Linked DNA regions of Homo sapiens: regions 2, 3 and 4 are each linked to region 1. A link is an interaction called in ENCODE POLR2A ChIA-PET data of the cell type or tissue named here. Cell type or tissue: MCF 10A. All regions are shown on one strand. Each heading gives the region's core, and the rest is flanking DNA. Links, peaks and the distances in the headings are about the cores only.

Region 1 (4,411 bases), core at 103-4,102:
CCAGATAATTTTTATATTTTTAGTAGAGATGGGGTTTCACCATGTTAGTCAGGCTGGTCTTGAACTCCTAACCTCAGGTGACCCCCCCCCACCCCCACCGCCTTAGCCTCCCAAAGTGCTGGGATTACAGGTGTGAGCCACTGCACCTGGCCTGGATTTCAGTGTTCTTATCTTTAAAATGGGATGGCCGGGCATGATGGCTCACACCTGTAATCCCAACACTTTGGGAGGCTGAGACAGGTGGATCACCTGAGGTCAGGAGTTTGAGACCAGCCTGGCCAACATGGTGAAACCCCGTCTCTTCTAAAAAATGCAAAAAAATTAGTTGGGCATGGTGGCAGGCACCTGTAGTCCCAGCTACTCAGGAGGCTGAGGCAGGAGAATCTCTTGAACCCGGGAGGTAGAAGTTGCAGTGAACTGAGATGGCACCATTGCACTCTAGCCTGGGTGACAGAGTGAGACTCCATCTCAAAAACAAATAAACAAACAAAAATTAAAATAAAATAAATAAATGAAAAATAAAATGGGGCAATAATACTTTGATTGCATTGTTGCTGTGAGGATTAAATCAGTAATGTATGTGAAGGACAGTGTCTGGCCCACAGTAGGAGCTCTCTAGGTGGCATTGTGGAGAGGCAGTGTGTTTAAAGCACAGACTCTGGAGCCAGATGATTTGGGTTAGAATTTTCTTTAGTAGCTGTCTGACCTTGGGCAAGTTATTTTGTGTTTCTGGATAGAATTTTCTTATCTGCAAAATGGGTTCACTGATGTTTCCACAGGGCTGTTAGGATGATCAAGTGGGATAGCACAGGTCAAGGACTTAGATAGTGACTGGCCTTTGTATTAAAAATAAATCAACTGGACTGGTGTGGTGGCTCATGCCTGTAATCCCAGCACTTTGGGAGCCCAAGGCGGGCAGATCATGAGGTCAGGAGATCGAGACCATCCTGGCCAACACGATGAAACCCCGTCTCTACTAAAACACACAAAAAAATTAGCTGGGCGTGATGGCGCACGCCTGTAGTCCCAGCTACTCAGGAGGCTGAGGCAGGGGAATCGCTTGAACCAGGGAGGCAGAGGTTGCAGTGAGCCAAAATCACGCCACTGCATTCCAGCCTGGTGACAGAGTGAGACTCCATCTCAATAAATAAATAAACAAAATAATAATAAATACATCAATATTTTATTAGAACCTTTCTGATGATGGTGAGCATGTGTCTGCTGTACCTGGAGGGCCTGGGGTGTGGTGTGGAGAAGTCAGAGCCTGTGTCCTGGTCTGCAGGAGAGTTTGACCCTATTCTGCCCACACCTGTCTGACTACTTTCTTCCTCAAATTTTTCCAACCTGGATCTTCTAACTTTTTCACCTTCCGTCTCCAGCCACTGTCTGCAATCTCCTCAGACACCTCTTGGTTAGCCCATGGCAGCCCCAGACCCTTGCGGGCAGAGCTGCTGGACTCATTGCTCTGCCTGGGAGGGGCCTGGGCCTGAGTAGCTCAGTGCTGCGCTGCCCTTGCCCTGCGAGCATGTACACTCGCCAGGCAGTCCCGGATGAATCACGCCCCACACCGAGTAGTTAGCCCAACTCGCAACAGAGGCCCTGTGTGCTGCTTTTGTGTGTAGTGTTTCTTTCCATTCCGTGAGTCAGAAAACACCGTCACGCAGCCATGTGATCTCCCTATCTTCTGCCAAGGAGCTATGTGCAAAGGATTGCTGGAAAACCCTCGAGGGATGAGGGAGGGCAGCCGTGACTGCCAAGAGGGAGGCTGAGCTGAGAGAACTGGAGAATGGAAGTCATCTCAGGAAAAGAGCGTTCCGAGGGGCTCTGGTGTGGTGAGACCAGAGACCCGCCCACAAAGGCAGCTGCTGGTGGGTGAAGGGCCCTACCTTGGCCACGTGTGGGTGGGATCTCTACCCCCTTGACCCCTGGAGTATAATCTGATTATTTTGTCTAATTGTAAATGGAAAGCTTGCTTATACAAAATTCCAGATCGATACAGAAAACTATAAAAAAGAAAGGACATATCTCCCACCTGCCACCACCAGATGCTGTATTAATCCAGTGAGACATTTTCCATTTGCCTTTGGGCGTGGACCTGCCAGGCTCCGGTCCATTGAACTCCATTGAGCTCCTAGCTGCAGCCCAGGTCTGTTCCTGCCCCGGTCCTGGGACTCTGTCCTTCCAAACACCACAGGGAGAGGTTCTCATCCCAACTTGGCCATTAGCTTGCTGTGTGCCCTTAGACAAATCACTCTGTCTGAGTCTTATTTGTCTCTTCAGTTAAAAATGAGATAATAGGGCTGGGCACGGTGGCTCACACCTGTAATCCCAGCACTTTGGGAGGCCAAGGCGGGCGAATCACCTGAGGTCAGGAGTTTGAGACCAGCCTGGCCAACATGGCAAAACCCCGTCTCTACTAAAAATACAAAAATTAGCCAGCCATGGTGGTGGACGCCTGTAATCCCAGCTACTTGGGAGGCGGAGGTGTGAGAATTGCTTGAACCCGGGAGGTGGAGGTTGCAGTGAGCCAAGATGGTGCCACTGCATTCCAGCCTGGGCGACAGAGTGAAACTGTTGCAAATAAAATAAAATAAAATAATAAAAAAATGAGATAATAATTGGGCAGACTTGTTGAGAAGGTGGAAGGCATGGGGAGATATGAAAATAACTGCAACATCACAAAAATCTCTTCAATGTATGAGAAGTGCTGGCTTGATGCCCTTTTCCCTGCCTCAGCTCATTTAACCCCAAGGGTGGTGTTGAGCCCAGCTCCTCTGCTCCACCATTGACTTGTCCATGTTGGCCGAAGGCCTTCCCCAGACACCCTAGGATTGGCTTAGGGCAGGGAGGTCTCAGGCTGTGGTTCTGACTGACCACTGAGACCCCATCCCTGAACACTGGCCAAGCCCTGGGGCCGGCACTCACCTGGTTCAGAAGAACTCAAAACCCTGTTTTGTTGCCAGTTTGGAGCCAAAATAACTGTGCCCCCTCCTCCCCCATGCAGGCACTCATCCCCACCATGGCTGGAGTAATAACCAAAGCCGTTCTTGCTCAGAAGCCTTTTCTGATTTCAGAAACCTTTGTAACTTTCCCAACTTGTTGTGTTATCTTTAGATTGTAGTGATTCTTGTAAAACAAAGGGTTTGCGTACTTACCCCAAGGATAATTAATGACACTATAAGAACGTTAGTTCAGCTGTTTGCAAACCACTCCTTGTATTCATTTCAGTAACACACCTATGAATTTATATATTGGAAATCATCGCCATTCCCGCCTTCTAGAAGAGTAAAAGGGGGCTCAGGGGACAAACGTCTCTTAGTATACAATGAGTATTCTGTGAGCCTATTTCCCATGCCTGCCTCCTGGCTCTGGGAGTGCGGAGCCAGCTGCAGGCTCTGTTCCCACTGGCCCACACCCGTCTTCAGGCAGGAAGTCCCCAGGACCAGCACAGCCCCTCCCCACACAGCGGCCTTAGCAGGGAGGGGTTCAGCCCCTCCAGGCTGATCCAGGGCTCAGGGCCCAGGTGGGTCGCTGCAGCGAATCCCCTCATTGGGCTCATCATCACCCGTGCTCATAGACTGTCCCCATGTAGATTCCGCAGATGGTGAACCTTCAGCTACCAGTGTGTGCGTCCAAGACTTTTCCACAAAAACAAGACATCGCAGAAACTCTCCCCGCCCAGGTTGTGTGTCTGGGCTCCAGCCTCAGTTCCCTCAATCTGAGGTCCTGCTCCCATTGTGTGTCCCTTGAACCCTGTCCAGGAGATGGACAGAGGCTGCCTGCCTGCTCCCGTTTCCACACCCTGGCCCCAGGATGCATCCTTCTGCCTACTGGACATTAGCTGCCACTTCCACCTGCAGCAAGGAGCCACGGTCACAAACCTTAGGCCCTGGGCCCTGCCTGATGGGTGAGACCATCCTTGTTGGTGGGGTCTCAGACTTGGTACCCGTCTCTGGTCCATCCTGATTTACTTGAAGGACACAGCCATGCCTCCCTACAGGCAGCAGCCGAGCAAGGACTCTAACCCAGGTCCTTTCGTGCCAGACCCCACATTACCTTGTTCATACTGTGGCAAGGACTGTGGAGCCAGGGTCCCTCAAAGCCAGCCTTGGGGTAGAGAAGAGAGGTGAGCTATGAAGAGGTGAGACAGCAGGCAGGTCCTGTGGAAGGCAGGAGGCCTCACAGTGGGAGAAGGTCAGTGAGGGTGATGGAGAAGTGGATTTGGGGAATCAACCAGGAGGGGCCCTGTGGGGCTCTCAGACCTATGGCCACTCTGGGGCTGCCTAGAGACTGTCATAATAACCACAGTCATTATGATGATGGTAGGTAGTATTTAGTGAGCATTTACTATATGCTGAGTATTGGATTACCTGCCTTCCTGTATTACCTTATTTTATTCTCATGGTAACCT
Region 2 (4,411 bases), core at 231-4,230, 120 kb after region 1:
AATTGGCGTTCAATAAATGCTTGGGATGAATACATTAATAAATGAAGAATATTTGTACCTATGAGTTTTTATCTGCATTAGACAGACTTTATGGAAAGCTGACCTGAGAACTAAAATATTCCTTTATGATATTGTTTCTATGGGAAAATATGTTTTGCATTCCAAACAACTGACTTGTGAGTGGGCTTTTGCAGAAGTCAGGATTGCTGCCATGGGGGTGGGTTATGTGACGCAAACCACAATCTCTAGTCTGTACCTCTTGTGACCAACCCACATGCTTAGAAGCCCACAGGCTGGACTCAGGGAAGCTGCCATTGGTCAAGGAACAAAGTTTTGCTAACACGGAAATACCCCAGAATATGAACTTAAAACACAGGGCAGAAAACAGTAAATAAAATCCAGCCTTTCCATTGAAATAAAATCCAGCCTTTCAAATGGAACTTCAGTTGTAACTCCAGTTAAAATGAAGCATTAACCGTTCATTCACTCACTCATACATATGTGTGTATCTCCTGCCTTTCGTCCCAAGTATCCTGCAAATAACTCTGCAGGGATTTAAAAAATGAATTATCTTAAAGGACAGACAGGACAGGAAGACAGATAACAGCAGACAAGAGATGTCAACAGAATTGTGGGAAATGGGGAGTGTGGGATACGGTGCCTGTACTTAGTTTAGCAATGCAGCAGTGCAAGCGAGGCACCTGCTGGGGCGGCGGGGGTGGGGGCGGGTTTCATTCCCTCTGTAGACCCCTGTGAGACTCAGCATGTGGGGTGACAGCGATTATGGGAGGTGAGTGAGAGGGAGAATGTTGAGACCAGGGAAAATTAGCCATTAAGTCTGACTCAATTTTGCTTTCCTCGGTAGCTTCTTCTACCCCTGCAGCCAGGTGTCTATCCCTCTCTCCTTGAGAAGCTTGTTTTAAGGAGACATTGAAACCCAACAGAAGAGGCTTAGGACTAGGAGACTCCCGGCAGGGTGTGGATTGGATGAAAACAAGGGGATTAATTGAAACTGCACGTTCTCCACTCCCCACCCTGCTCAGAAACAGCCCTAACCCGGCATGTTTCCACCAGCAACCACCAGGGAAAAGGTAGAACCAGTTGGCTCAAGAGTGAAGACAGGTTTGCTGACATTGTGTCCACCAATAAAGAATCACATCTCGTCACCCTAGGGTGTCACCACCGGGACACAAAATTCATTTCACACAAAGAGCTTTGGAGTCTCTTTTTAGCGCCTCATGCCTATCAGATTGGGGCAGCAGTAATTACCTTGTGGGTAGGATGAGAAGGACAGTTACTCTCTTTTTAAATTTAAATTTACTTTTTATCAAAGTAATACATGTACAGAGTTTAAAAACTCTAACAATACTATAAGGCTTATAATGAAAAAACAACAACCACAACAACAAAAAAACAGTCTCCCAGCTCATGCAACCCCACACCTGATTCCCACTCCCTGAAGGCAATTGCTTTCAATTCTTTTCACTGTATCTTCTCCATATTTATAAATCATGTGTGTATACTGCTCATTTCCTGATTTTTTCCATTTGGACATTATCTATTTCTTTCTTATTTTGGACATTTCGAATTTTGCTTTCTTCCTCCACCATCCACATAATCACTCCTTCAAATGCTCAAAATGATGCCATATTTTAGTCGCCTTCATACTTGGCAATAACTTCCTTTTCAAAAATATAAGTAATACATGTATATAGCTTTTTTGTGTGAATATGAAGACATATTTATATTTTTAAATAAAATTATTCTTCTAATCTGAAGCCATCTAAAATATAGCATCGCTTTGAACATTTGAACCCAGGTCATGAGAGAGAGTCTGTTTTTCTGCTTTCACTAGGCACATTCTCCTTGAAGTGGCCATGAGTGGTGACTGTGGCCGGGTGGAGAAATGTGATCCTAGCACACTCGGCATCACAGCACTCCCGGGTTGACACAGTCATAATAATGCAAACCTTGTCTATTAGCTCTCCACTCTTAAAATCAACCTACCCACAAAGCAAGGAAGACATGAGAATGGAAACAGAGCTCATTGTAAATGTTTTCATTCTTGATGCAAAATTAAAGGTACAAATAGCAGATAATGGGAGCAAGGGAGAGACAGAAGGGAACTGTGCTGATATCCTCAGCTAATGTACTAGGGAGTCAAAAGTTACTTTCTAGATGGAGGAAGAAATAGAAGGTTAAGTATATCATATAAGTGTACAGAGGGAACCCATAGAAGAACTAAATTATAAATAAAAAAGTTGGGGGAAAGGAATAAGAGATTATGTTCAATTTTATAGAGGTGAGTCCAAAGAGCACCTGTAATCCCAGCCATTTGGGAGGCTGAGGCAGGAGAATCGCTTGACCCCAGGAAGGTGGAGGTGGCAGTGAGCCAAGATTGCACCACTGCACTCCAGCTTGCACAACAAGAGTGAGACACCGTCTCAAAAAAAAAAAGAAAGAAAAAGAAGAAGAAAAAAAGAATGTCTTAAATTGACCAAGAAACTGTTTTTAAAAAGTCACATAAGCTAATTGATCGGTCCTGATCACTGACTCTTGGTCAACTTTTTTTTTTTTTTTTTAAGGAAAAAACAAAACTTCAGTTTAACGTTTCTGCAATGCAAGCTTGTGATTTATGATTACTCTCTAAGTGGATATCAGGATTGTTATGAAGACTTAAGGCCCAGTATTTTTTAATAGAATACTCATCTAGGATGTAACAGTGAAGCTGAGTAAACTATAACTGTTAAACTTAAGTTCCAGCTTTTCTCAAGTTAGTTATAGGATGTACTTAAGCAGTAAGTGTATTTAGGTAAAAGCAGTTGAATTATGTTAAATGTTGCCCTTTGCCATGTTACATTGAACACTGTTTGGTTGCATGTTGAAAGACATGCTTTTATTTTTTTGTAAAACAATATAGGAACTGTGTCTACAATTAAAAGTGAAACATTTTGGCATGTTTGTTAATTCTAGTTTCATTTAATAATCTGTAAGGCACGTAAGTTTAAGCTTTTTTTTTTTTAAGTTAATGGGAAAAATTTGAGACACAATACCAATACTTAGGATTTTGGTCTTGGTGTTTGTATGAAATTCTGAGGCCCTGATTTAAATCTTTCATTGTATTGTGATTTCCTTTTAGGTATATTGCGCTAAGTGAAACTTGTCAAATAAATCCTTTTAAAAACTGCAAAAAAAAAATGTCACATAAGCATACTTTTTGGAGTTAGGAAGTTCACCATCCAAATAATTTTTAAAAGAGGTCGTTAAAGGTAGTAGTCTCTGGTTGGTGGCATGTGTGTGGGGTGAGCCCTGCTAGTTTTCAGTATAAACACTTCCTTATAATCTGATTTCTTTTATCTCGTGCATATATTACTTCAATTTTTAAAACGTAACAGGTGGAAATACTCAAAAATTGAATTCAGTGTGAACACAGAGCCATAAATGCGGATACTCATTTTGCAACGGCCATCTGTATTATTGTGCCATCAGAAATTGCACATTTCCCAGGCACCACTTTGAATGGTAATATAAGCTTAATGGGTCTCCTGTTGAAAGACTTACCGAGTTAGCGTTGGATATGGGCAGCATTAGGGAAGCAGGATAATGTACTTTCATGGCTCTTACTATAAGGTAAGGGCGCCAACCACTTAGATGAGGAGGAAAGACCTCACAGAAGTGAAAAATATTCCTTTATCATGTGCCTGGTTTCTTGTGCATCTTTGCAAAGAACATGGCTCTTGGTAGCCTCTCAGTTTGTTGAAAGAATACAATTCATAGCAATACACACAAGACCGTCCACCATCTGATCCCAACTTTTTCAGCCGCCTCTTCCCCTGTATCCTGTACCAGGGACATGTGGCTGCTCTCCCTTTCTGGAGAGATACATACTCCTTTATGCTTCCATATCTTTGCATATTCTGATCCTCTACTTGGAATGCTTTTCCCCACCTTCTTAAGGGCATGTGTTAAGACCCATCTTCCTAACGGAGCCTCCTGCACCGCAGTCTCCCCAGGCTCCTTAGACAGAGAGGTCCTCTCCTGACTGTTCTTGCCAGCCTGTGACATTCTGTTCCTCAACTATATTCAACAACTGCCACCAGGCTCCTCTTGCAAGGGAGAAAATCTAAAGTGATATCTTGGCTTATGTCTGTGGGAAAAATATAATCCAGAAGCTCAGGAAACCAGTTGAGAAGGTCATTGAGATGTTCTGGCAAGAGCAGAGGTCAGGATGTAGTTTTGAAAATGTAAGTGCTCTTTAGACACTCGATGGCCAAGGATTGGCCATGGGGAATGCTCTCCATCCCCCCCGCCCCAGTCCATTGTGTGCACTCTTCCAATCAGCTGGGCTCAGCTACGTTTGTGGGCAGATTTGCACTGTATTCATTTATCCTTGATAGTAAGGCATTCTGCA
Region 3 (4,411 bases), core at 303-4,302, 440 kb before region 1:
AAGATCTAAAATCTTACTGAAGAAGGTAGAAGTGTCTGACCAAAGAAACATAGTAGTACTGCAGAAACATTACAGTACTGCAGGTCCATGTTGAAGGTCAGTGTAGATTCGGCTCCCATTTATGATGATAGCCATGTACCCCACTGTATGACTTTCTGCAGCAATTTTTGACTGCCTTTGGGGATACATGAGTAGAATGGAACCTTGGATGTGAATTTAAAGTACTGGTAAGAAAGTAAATGCAGTTAATAAAATGAAGGACCATGAAATCTAAGCTGAACAAAGAAGTAAAACAGGTACAGAAATGTAGAGAGGTGAAATACCGAGGTCTGAATGAAAATAAAGACTAGCCAAAATAGCAGTTAATCATAATGATAATGATGATACACATGAAGTGCTTATTCTGTGCCAGTCACTTTAAGCACTTTGCATGTATTAAAGTCTCACTAAAAATCACATAAATTAGGTACCATTATTTTCCCCATTTGAAAGGTGAGGAAACAGGCACAGACAAGCTAAGCAATTTGCGTAAGAAACAACAATGCTGACAAATGACAGAGCTGGGATTCAAATTCTGGCAATGTAGCTCCAAAGGCTATAGTGCTAACCACTATGCTAAAATGCATCTCTAGCAAGCAACTAGAAAGAAAGAGATTAAGATTCAAGAATGAGACATTTAAATTAGTGATTAAATGGTGGAATTCTGAGGTGATGAATTCTAGGGAATTAGGGGAATACCATAAATTATGGTAAACTTGGGGTTTGGGATACACATTAATCAAGTTTTCAAAACAGCACAAATCTCCAAGTAGCATCTATCAGCAGTTCTTAGCTGCAAGCAACAGAAGCTAACTCTGGCTTATGAGGCAGAAAATGAGTTTATTAAAAGCTTAAGAAACAATTTTAAGGCTAAATTTCTAGGAACACCTAATACCACACTACCCAACCAACTGGATGGAAGAACCCTGTCTTTGATAGGAAACACCAGATGCAACAATTAGCTCTGCTGTCATCTAGGAATATCGTAGCCATTGTTGTTGCTGCTGTAAGCTAGAAATACTGCTGCTGCCATGGCAGAACTGTGAGTGGACACTTCAACTCTTCCTTCTTGCATCTCTAACTTCTAAATCAGACAGTGTGAAGGAGGTGTGTCTGACTGGCAGAGCCTAAGTCAGATCCTGCACTCTTGCAAGGGAAACTAGGAAATAAGTTTTTGCTTCTACCTTAGTAAGACAAGGTTCATGATATGGGACATTCCTTAAGCATAAAAAGAGTGTTCAAAATATATTAAGCAACCATCAACATAACTAACATCCACTACAAAGAACACCACAAATAAAGCATTACCAAACAAACACAATTTAGGACAATTTGTGACATACATTTGCTTTAGCTAAGAGATGAGGATGATTCAAAATTGAACCATAACACGAACATATCTTAAAATCTATACATTAATAAAAGGTGTGTGGGGGGACATGGGTAGAAACATGAACACAAACATACAACCCACAGCTTAAAAAATTGATGGCAAAGCCCATTTTTATATTTAAAAAGCAGAAATAGAAACAAGTAAAATGACAGTGAAAACTAATGATGCATTAATAAGGCAGCATCCATCCCCCAAATTTCAGAAAATGTCTGTAAACGTACATGGCAAGATGTATGCAACATCATCCAGTATGCACATGAGAATACTAATCTAGAATTCTAAACAAATTTGAGTTTATGGATACCAACTTCTAGGAATATTTAATAACCCACTTTGCAAATTCCAAGACAGTAAATCTTAGTTATATATAAGAATGAGTCTGTGGGTTTCAGTAAAAACTTGAATTTTTGGATTAGTTCATAGCCCATCAAGGAATTACCAACCAGGCTGCTGGTTTTTATGTTGCATTAAGTTGCCCAGAGTCTCACCTTAGCTTCAATTCTACATGATTTTTTGTTTTTTTTTTTTGAGATGGAGTTTCATTCTTGTCGCCCAGGCTGGAGTGCAATGGCATGATCTCAGCTCACTGCAACCTCTGCCTCCTGGGTTCAAGTGACTCTCCTGTCTCAGCCTCCTGAGCAGCTGGGATTACAGGTGCCTGCTACCACCCCCGGCTAATTTTTGTATTTTTAGTACAGATGGGATTTCACCATCTTGGGCAGGCTGGTCTCGAACTCCTGACCTCAGGTGATCCGCCCGCCTCGGCCTCCCAAAGTGCTGGGATGACAGGTGTGAGTCACTGCGCCCGGCCTAATTCTATATGATTTTATAGGTCCGCTTCTCAACACTCTCAGACTAAGTGTGGTCTGGCAGCAGAGATTCTCAGGAGAAAGAATTTGACTCAGTGTGGGTCACATGCCTACTTCTGAATCAATCAGTTATGGTATGGAATTAGTCACCTGGAACAAATCTGGCTGCTGAGGCCTTTCTCTTGAGGAGGGCCTATGAAGATACTTCCCCAAAGGCCTCATATTTGTTTACTGAAACACCAACAACATCTGAGCCATATCGATAATGTAAAAGCAATCTGTGGTCTTTCTTGACAAACTTTCTTGATGGTCTGAGAATTCAGGTATTTTGGAATACAGGTGAGGTGACACCGTCTAAGGGGGAAATTAGAGTGCAGAGACAGTTGTCCTGATTCACATCATTTCTCTATTTCATAACTAAATTTTTCATTAAGCACACCATCAAGGTTTTTCACACAGCATTACATTCACCAGCACCTCTAGTAACAAATCTATCCTCTATATTTCCTCCCTTCCCATTGCATCAGCTGCAAGAAAGGGAATGAGTCACTGCTCTCTTCCCCATTGCTTTCATCTCATCCTTTCCAAGGTCAACATTGCAGAAGGCAGATAGGCTGAATAATATCATTTAAGAGACTCCTCTTTTCCCAGGGGGAAGGAGATCTTGCATAAGTTTTCCCAAATCATCAGGATAACCTTCCATCAGCTGATCTAAAAATGTTTAGACTAAGAAATTATATTAGTGAAAAAGTTACACTAATTTTTGTGAGATGCATCCTTTATATTGCCAATTATGTATAGTAATGATCATATCATGAAATGTGTCAGATAAACATAAGCTGTAATGTATTTGATTATGACACTTAACTCTGCTTGTGTATGCTCAGTCTTACAGAAGCTCAAGCAGCATGGCCATCAGCCTACAACTTTCAATGCCTTCCCATTGCACTCTGCACAAAATCCAACTTCTTGTCCTGACTAACGGCACCACATTTGATCTAGCATTGTCCATCTCCTTACATTTGTATGCAATCTCCTTAAAGATGTCTTGTTTGCCAACATAGCCCCTAGTCTGAGTATAGAGCCTGAGACAATGCAGGTGGTCAGTAAATATCTGTTGAGTAAATGAATGGCTATCACATGAAGGATGATTTTCCTGTTACTAACTACATCCTAAAGTAATGGAATTGAGTCAGCTTCAAAATAGTATTCACTTATTCCTATAGAGATCAGAAACAATCAGCTTACTGCCAATGCTTGCTCAAAAGGCTCAGAATAAAGTACAACAGTTATAAATATATAACAGGTTATGAATGGCAGCATTTCCTGAGTGTGTTTCTAAGGACACCAGTGCCACAAAATATTTCTTTAAAATAGCGTTCAAAGGTTACATCTTATGCCTAACTGACTAATCATCTCCATTTGGATGTCTAAGAGACATCTCAAATTTAACATGACCCAAACTGATTTGATTTCAGTAAACAATACATACATCCTCCCAGTAGCTCATACCAAAAACCTCTAAGTTTTCTTGACCACTTACTCTTATATCCTCATCTAATCCATTAGCAAATCTTCTTGGCTCTACTTTGAAAGTATATCCAGAATCTCAGCACTTCACACATTTTCAGTGTCACCATCTCGGTCTAAGCCACTATTTTCTTTTCCCTGGATTGTTATAGTTGCCTTCTCATTGGTCTCCCTACTTGGGTCCCTGACCCTCCCCACTTCAGTCTATTCTCAGCACAGTAGCCAGACTGATACTTTTCAAAGGAAAGTCAGATCATGTCACACACCTGCTGAAAATCCTCCATGGTTTCCTTTCTCACTCAGAATGAAAGCCAGTCCTTTTGATGGCTTGCACGGCCCTACCTGAACGGGACTCTGGTTATCTTTCTTTTTTTTTTTTCGAGACAGTCTTGCTCTGTTGCCCAGACTGGAGTGCAGTGGTGTGATCTCGGCTCACTGGAAGCCCCGCCTCCCAGGTTCACGCCATTCTCCTGCCTCAGCCTCCCAAGTAGCTGGAACTACAGGTGCCCACCACCACGCCTGGCTAATTTTTTGTATTTTGTTTAGTAGAGACAGGGTTTCACCATGTTAGCCAGGATGGTCTCGATCTCCTGACTTCGTGATCCGCCCGCCTCAGCTTCCCAAAGTGCGGGGATTACAG
Region 4 (4,411 bases), core at 121-4,120, 430 kb before region 1:
ACGAAATGACATTGTACAAAATTATGTTATTGGAAGACTTCCTGTACCTGAGATTCATTTCTATAAAAGCTGTGTGGGTTGATTAGCACCTAGACGGTCAATCCCACAAGCATCTCAAACTCAAATACCCAAAACTGAACTCAGCTTTTCCCCCAAACCTGCAATATTACCAATTTTAGAGAGTGGCCTCATTATTTAAACCTGCCAGAAACCTGAGTAAATTAAAGACTTCTTCATCTTCCTCACAGTTACACATTCAAAACATTTCGTTAAAATCTCTTGAATCCATCCTCTCTTCTTTATCTGTTATGATTATGCATCTTTACTGTATGCTGGATGTGTTCTATTTTTACTATTCCATTTCCCTAGGTTGGGCCCTAATGCCTTCTTGTCTGGATTGTAAGAAGTCTCCCAGATGGCCTCCTAGTTTGTCTGTCTTCGGTTTATTCTCCACATTGCTGCTAATGATCCTTCTAAAATGGAAATCTGATTACTCTTCTGTGTATTTTTAAATTGATATCTAAAAGTTTTTATTATAAACTTAAACAAATGCAAAGAATATAATTTCTGACCATATTGGGAATATTGACATTTTAAAAATAAAAATGCTATATCACTCCTTTAAGTGTATCTAATATAATTTAAATACTATAGTGATTTGATAATCACATCATCCATTTTTTAGAAAAATACAAACTCCTCTTTATCTGCTGGACATTCCATATAGCTGCTTTTTCCTCTTGAATTTATTTCCATTTCATTTCTCCTACAGAATTTCTCCTAATGTAATTTAATTTTATGCTTGAAAAGCTCTTTTACTGATCACTCTGTCATACCCTTCTGTGTCAAAAAATGTGTTTAAATTGCTGTTTTCTGTCATAAGCCTCCAAGTATTAAAACTTCTTTATGGATTGAATTTTCAATTCAATTATTAGTACTATATGATTGATTAAAACAATATAGATTACCAATTTTGATAATTATTAACCAAAAGTAAAATTTTATTGGAAGTCCATCTTTTTAAAGAGATGAATTTGGGTGTTTATGGTCCCTTTATTGAAGGAATTATTTAATTATCTCTTAGTTAAGGTTCCACCAGTTTATTTGTTTTTATTTAAAAATATTTGATACCCAAAAGTTTTTATTCTTTGGATCAGTGCAAGGTTTAAGATTGGGGCACGGGAATGCCTTTCTTTTATAAAGTGGAAGAAAGGAAGTGATGAAGGGAAAGGGAAAAAGTGGTACCTCAACCTTCTCAGAGACATCAGGTTTTTCAGACAGGTGAGTTTTAGAAATGCGTATATAGTCATCCAATTGCTTATAAATGGAGATAACATTTTGAGAAATGCATCATTAGGTGATTTTATCATTGTGCAAACATCACAGAGTATAAACACAAAGCTAGATAGTGTAACTACTACACACCTAAGCTATATATTTTTCCTAGGCTATAAACCTGTGTAGCATATTACTGTATTGAATACCGTAGGCAACTGTAACACAATGGTAAGTATTTGTGTATTTAAACATAGAAAAGGTTCAGTAAAAATAGGATATAAAAGATAAAAAATGGTAACACCTGTGGAGGGTGCTTACTATGAATGGGAGCTTGCAGGACTGGGGGTTGCTGTGAGTGAATCAGTGAGTGAGTAGTCAGTCAGCACGAAGACCTGGGACATTATACTACTGTAGACTTTATAAACACTCTATACTTAGGCTGCATTAAATTGATTAAAAAATACTTTCTTCAATAATAAATTAACCTTAGCTTACTGTAACTTTTAAACTTACAAACATCTTAAATTTTTTAACTTTTTGACCCTTGTGGTAACAGGTAGCATAAAGCACAGACACATTGTATAATTGTACAAAATATTTTATTTCTTCATATTCTTATTCTATAAGTTTTTTTATTTTAAATGTTTTTCTTTTCTTAACTTTTCAAACCTTTTGTTAAAAACTAAGACACAATAGGAATTTTTAAGCTCCATTATAATGTTGTAAGACTACCATTGTGTATGCGGTCTGTCTTTGGCCAAAATGCCATTACATGGCATATGACTGTATATCGTAGTTGAGTACAGTAGTACCTCCTTATCCTTGAAGGATATGTTCCAAGACCCAACCCTATGTATGCTGTGTTTTTTACTATACAGACACATACCTATGATTAAGTTTAGGCACAGTAAGAGATTAACAATAACTAATAATAACATAGAACAATTATAACGATATTCTGTAATAAAAGTTATGTGAAGGTGGCCTCTCGGAATATCTCATGGTGCTATATACTTGCCCTTCTCATGATGATGTGAGATGATATAATACCTACAACATGAAGAGATGAAGTGAGATGAATGACGTAGGCAGGCACTGTGATATAACATTAGGCTACTACTTCCAACTATGTGACAGACAAAGCAGCTTCTATGTGATATAACATTAGGCTACTACTCCCAACTATGTGACAGACACAGCAGCTAAGTGACTAAAGAGCAGGTAACGTCTATGGCACTGCTACTCTGGACACAGGGATGATTCATATCCTGGACAGGTCAGGGTAGGACAGTGTGAAATTTTCTTGCCACTCAAAATGGCACACAATTTAAAACATGAATTGTTTATTTCTGGAATTTTCAGTTTAATAGTTTCAGACCGTTGTTGACTATAGGCAACTGAAACCACAAAAAGCGAAACCACGGGTGAGGGGTAACTACTGTATCTGGAAATTGAGTCTCTGAAAACTCTCATGTTCTTGTATACTACTTGGAATATGTGCATGTAACTCCAGGGGCTTAAGTTGTACAATGAGGAAATAATAGCTTTTTCCAAATGTGTTGTGGAGGAAAGCATTACAGTTTCATGTTCATAACACAATAAGGATCCAAAAGTAGCTTAGGGTGGTTCATCAGTGAAGTGTGTATTGCAGGGATTGCATAAGTAGAGGGGTAGGCAAGGACCAATCACTCACCATTCATTGGTGTTTGGATGTTAATTATAGGCAGTGAGGCAGAGTTAAAGAGTCATTGTTTAATTGTAAAAAATTGTAGGTTTTTTGGAGTGTATCATCTTCATTTCAACCAAGTTGTTCAAAAGTCCCTTTTGAGTTTTTATTTTGCAGTTGATTTTTTTTTTTAATTCCAAAACGTGTATATTTACATAACCTTTGAACAGAGGCTTTTGTTTTTACACACTTATTCCGTAGGTTAATACTTGTGACCTCAACATAACTATTGCATTTTTGGCGGGGGGGTGGGGGGTGGGGACGGAGTGTCGCTGTGTTGCCCAGGCTGGAGTGCAGTGGCGAGGTCTCAGCTCGCGGCACGCTCCGCCTCCCAGGTTCACTCTATTCTCCTGCCTCAGCCTCCGAGTAGCTGGGACTACAGGCGCCTGCCACCACGCCTGGCTAATTTTTTTTTTATGTATTTTTAGTAGAGACGGGGTTTCACCGTGTTAGCCAGGATGGTCTCGATCTCCTGACCTCGTGGTCCGCCTGCCTCTGCCTCCCGAAGTGCTGGGATTACAGGTGTGAGAGACCGCGCCCGGCCTATTGCATTCTTTTAGTGGTCTTTAACAGCTCCTTTACAATGATATGTGATGCTGAAATTATGACGTGATGGCCCCAGAACTAATTAAATTTGGATTAAATTTCTTTGGTGCCCTTCTGTTGATTCATTCAGATTATGTCTATGAACATCCAAATGTAGATTTGTCTGAGGTTATGTCAGGCTAAGATGTATTCTCCACATAGTACTTTTGATGAAAAGTGAGGATTCAGAGTACCCTAAAATGTGAGTTTGTTAATTATTTAAGATGCTTTCAATAGATTGTAAACTCAGTGTTTCCTCCAATGCTTATTGAACATTTGGTTTTCAGTAATTACTTGTTGAATGAATGTTTATTTTATATATTTAAAATGTCTTGATCACAAATCAGTATAATAAAAACAAATCTCTGAAGATGTCTTTACTATGTAGGAGCATAGTGCACATTAGACCTCTGACCCAAGCAGAATAAACTTTTCTTCTACCCTGAGTCTCTTGTTCTCTGTTCTAAATTCAGTGAAAATTTACCCATCTTTCAAGACCTCCTGTAAAGACTCCCTGACCCACTACCACTAGCCAGGGCTAATTAAATGTTTTCTAGGGGTAGGTACATAACACTTCACTTTACAATTTCTCTAATATAATTTAAGGTACTATAATTGCTGCTATTGACATTTTAGATTCCTACAATTTCAGCACTAAAGGAAAACAGAAGTAAATTTGGTGAATATGTTACTGGCTATAGTAGCTGCATTGACATATTATTTTCTTTGGCTCTTTGACCATTGGATTTTGTATGATGTTCTGGAATAAGAATTTAATTGAAGGGGATAGCAGTTTTAATGGAATGCTTTTGTGGTTGTCTC

The links. Peaks named below come from ENCODE experiments on the same cell type or tissue, not always from the same donor. Only the 100,000 strongest peaks of a DNase experiment are listed, where the experiment ranks them.
Region 2: POLR2A ChIA-PET joins it to region 1 with 5 read pairs; 9 of 35 experiments call an interaction of 5 or more read pairs at or near these places.
Region 3: POLR2A ChIA-PET joins it to region 1 with 5 read pairs; 4 of 35 experiments call an interaction of 5 or more read pairs at or near these places.
Region 4: POLR2A ChIA-PET joins it to region 1 with 6 read pairs; 6 of 35 experiments call an interaction of 5 or more read pairs at or near these places.

Annotation. Positions count from the first base shown.
Region 1 is chr1:212,468,621-212,473,031 of GRCh38, forward strand. LINC02771 (long intergenic non-protein coding RNA 2771) reads right to left here and starts at 4,258. Exons shown (of 3, transcript NR_183725.1): 1 at 4,057-4,258. RefSeq lists enhancers at 2,962-3,462, 3,463-3,963. In MCF 10A, for the core only: no CTCF peak of the experiment used is centred there; a DNase peak (open chromatin) is centred at 1,621.
Region 2 is chr1:212,587,238-212,591,648 of GRCh38, forward strand. It overlaps a transcript of ATF3 not described here. Among named protein-coding and RNA genes, the nearest start is that of ATF3, 19 kb to the right of the region's middle. In MCF 10A, for the core only: no CTCF peak of the experiment used is centred there; a DNase peak (open chromatin) is centred at 2,394.
Region 3 is chr1:212,028,346-212,032,756 of GRCh38, forward strand. The region is part of intron 1 of INTS7 (integrator complex subunit 7); the gene reads right to left. Among named protein-coding and RNA genes, the nearest start is that of INTS7, 5.0 kb to the right of the region's middle. RefSeq lists an enhancer at 2,456-2,505. In MCF 10A, for the core only: no CTCF peak of the experiment used is centred there; DNase peaks (open chromatin) are centred at 2,326 and 2,806.
Region 4 is chr1:212,038,262-212,042,672 of GRCh38, forward strand. All of the region lies in intron 1 of DTL (denticleless E3 ubiquitin protein ligase adapter), which reads left to right. Among named protein-coding and RNA genes, the nearest start is that of DTL, 4.7 kb to the left of the region's middle. In MCF 10A, for the core only: no CTCF peak of the experiment used is centred there; a DNase peak (open chromatin) is centred at 2,530.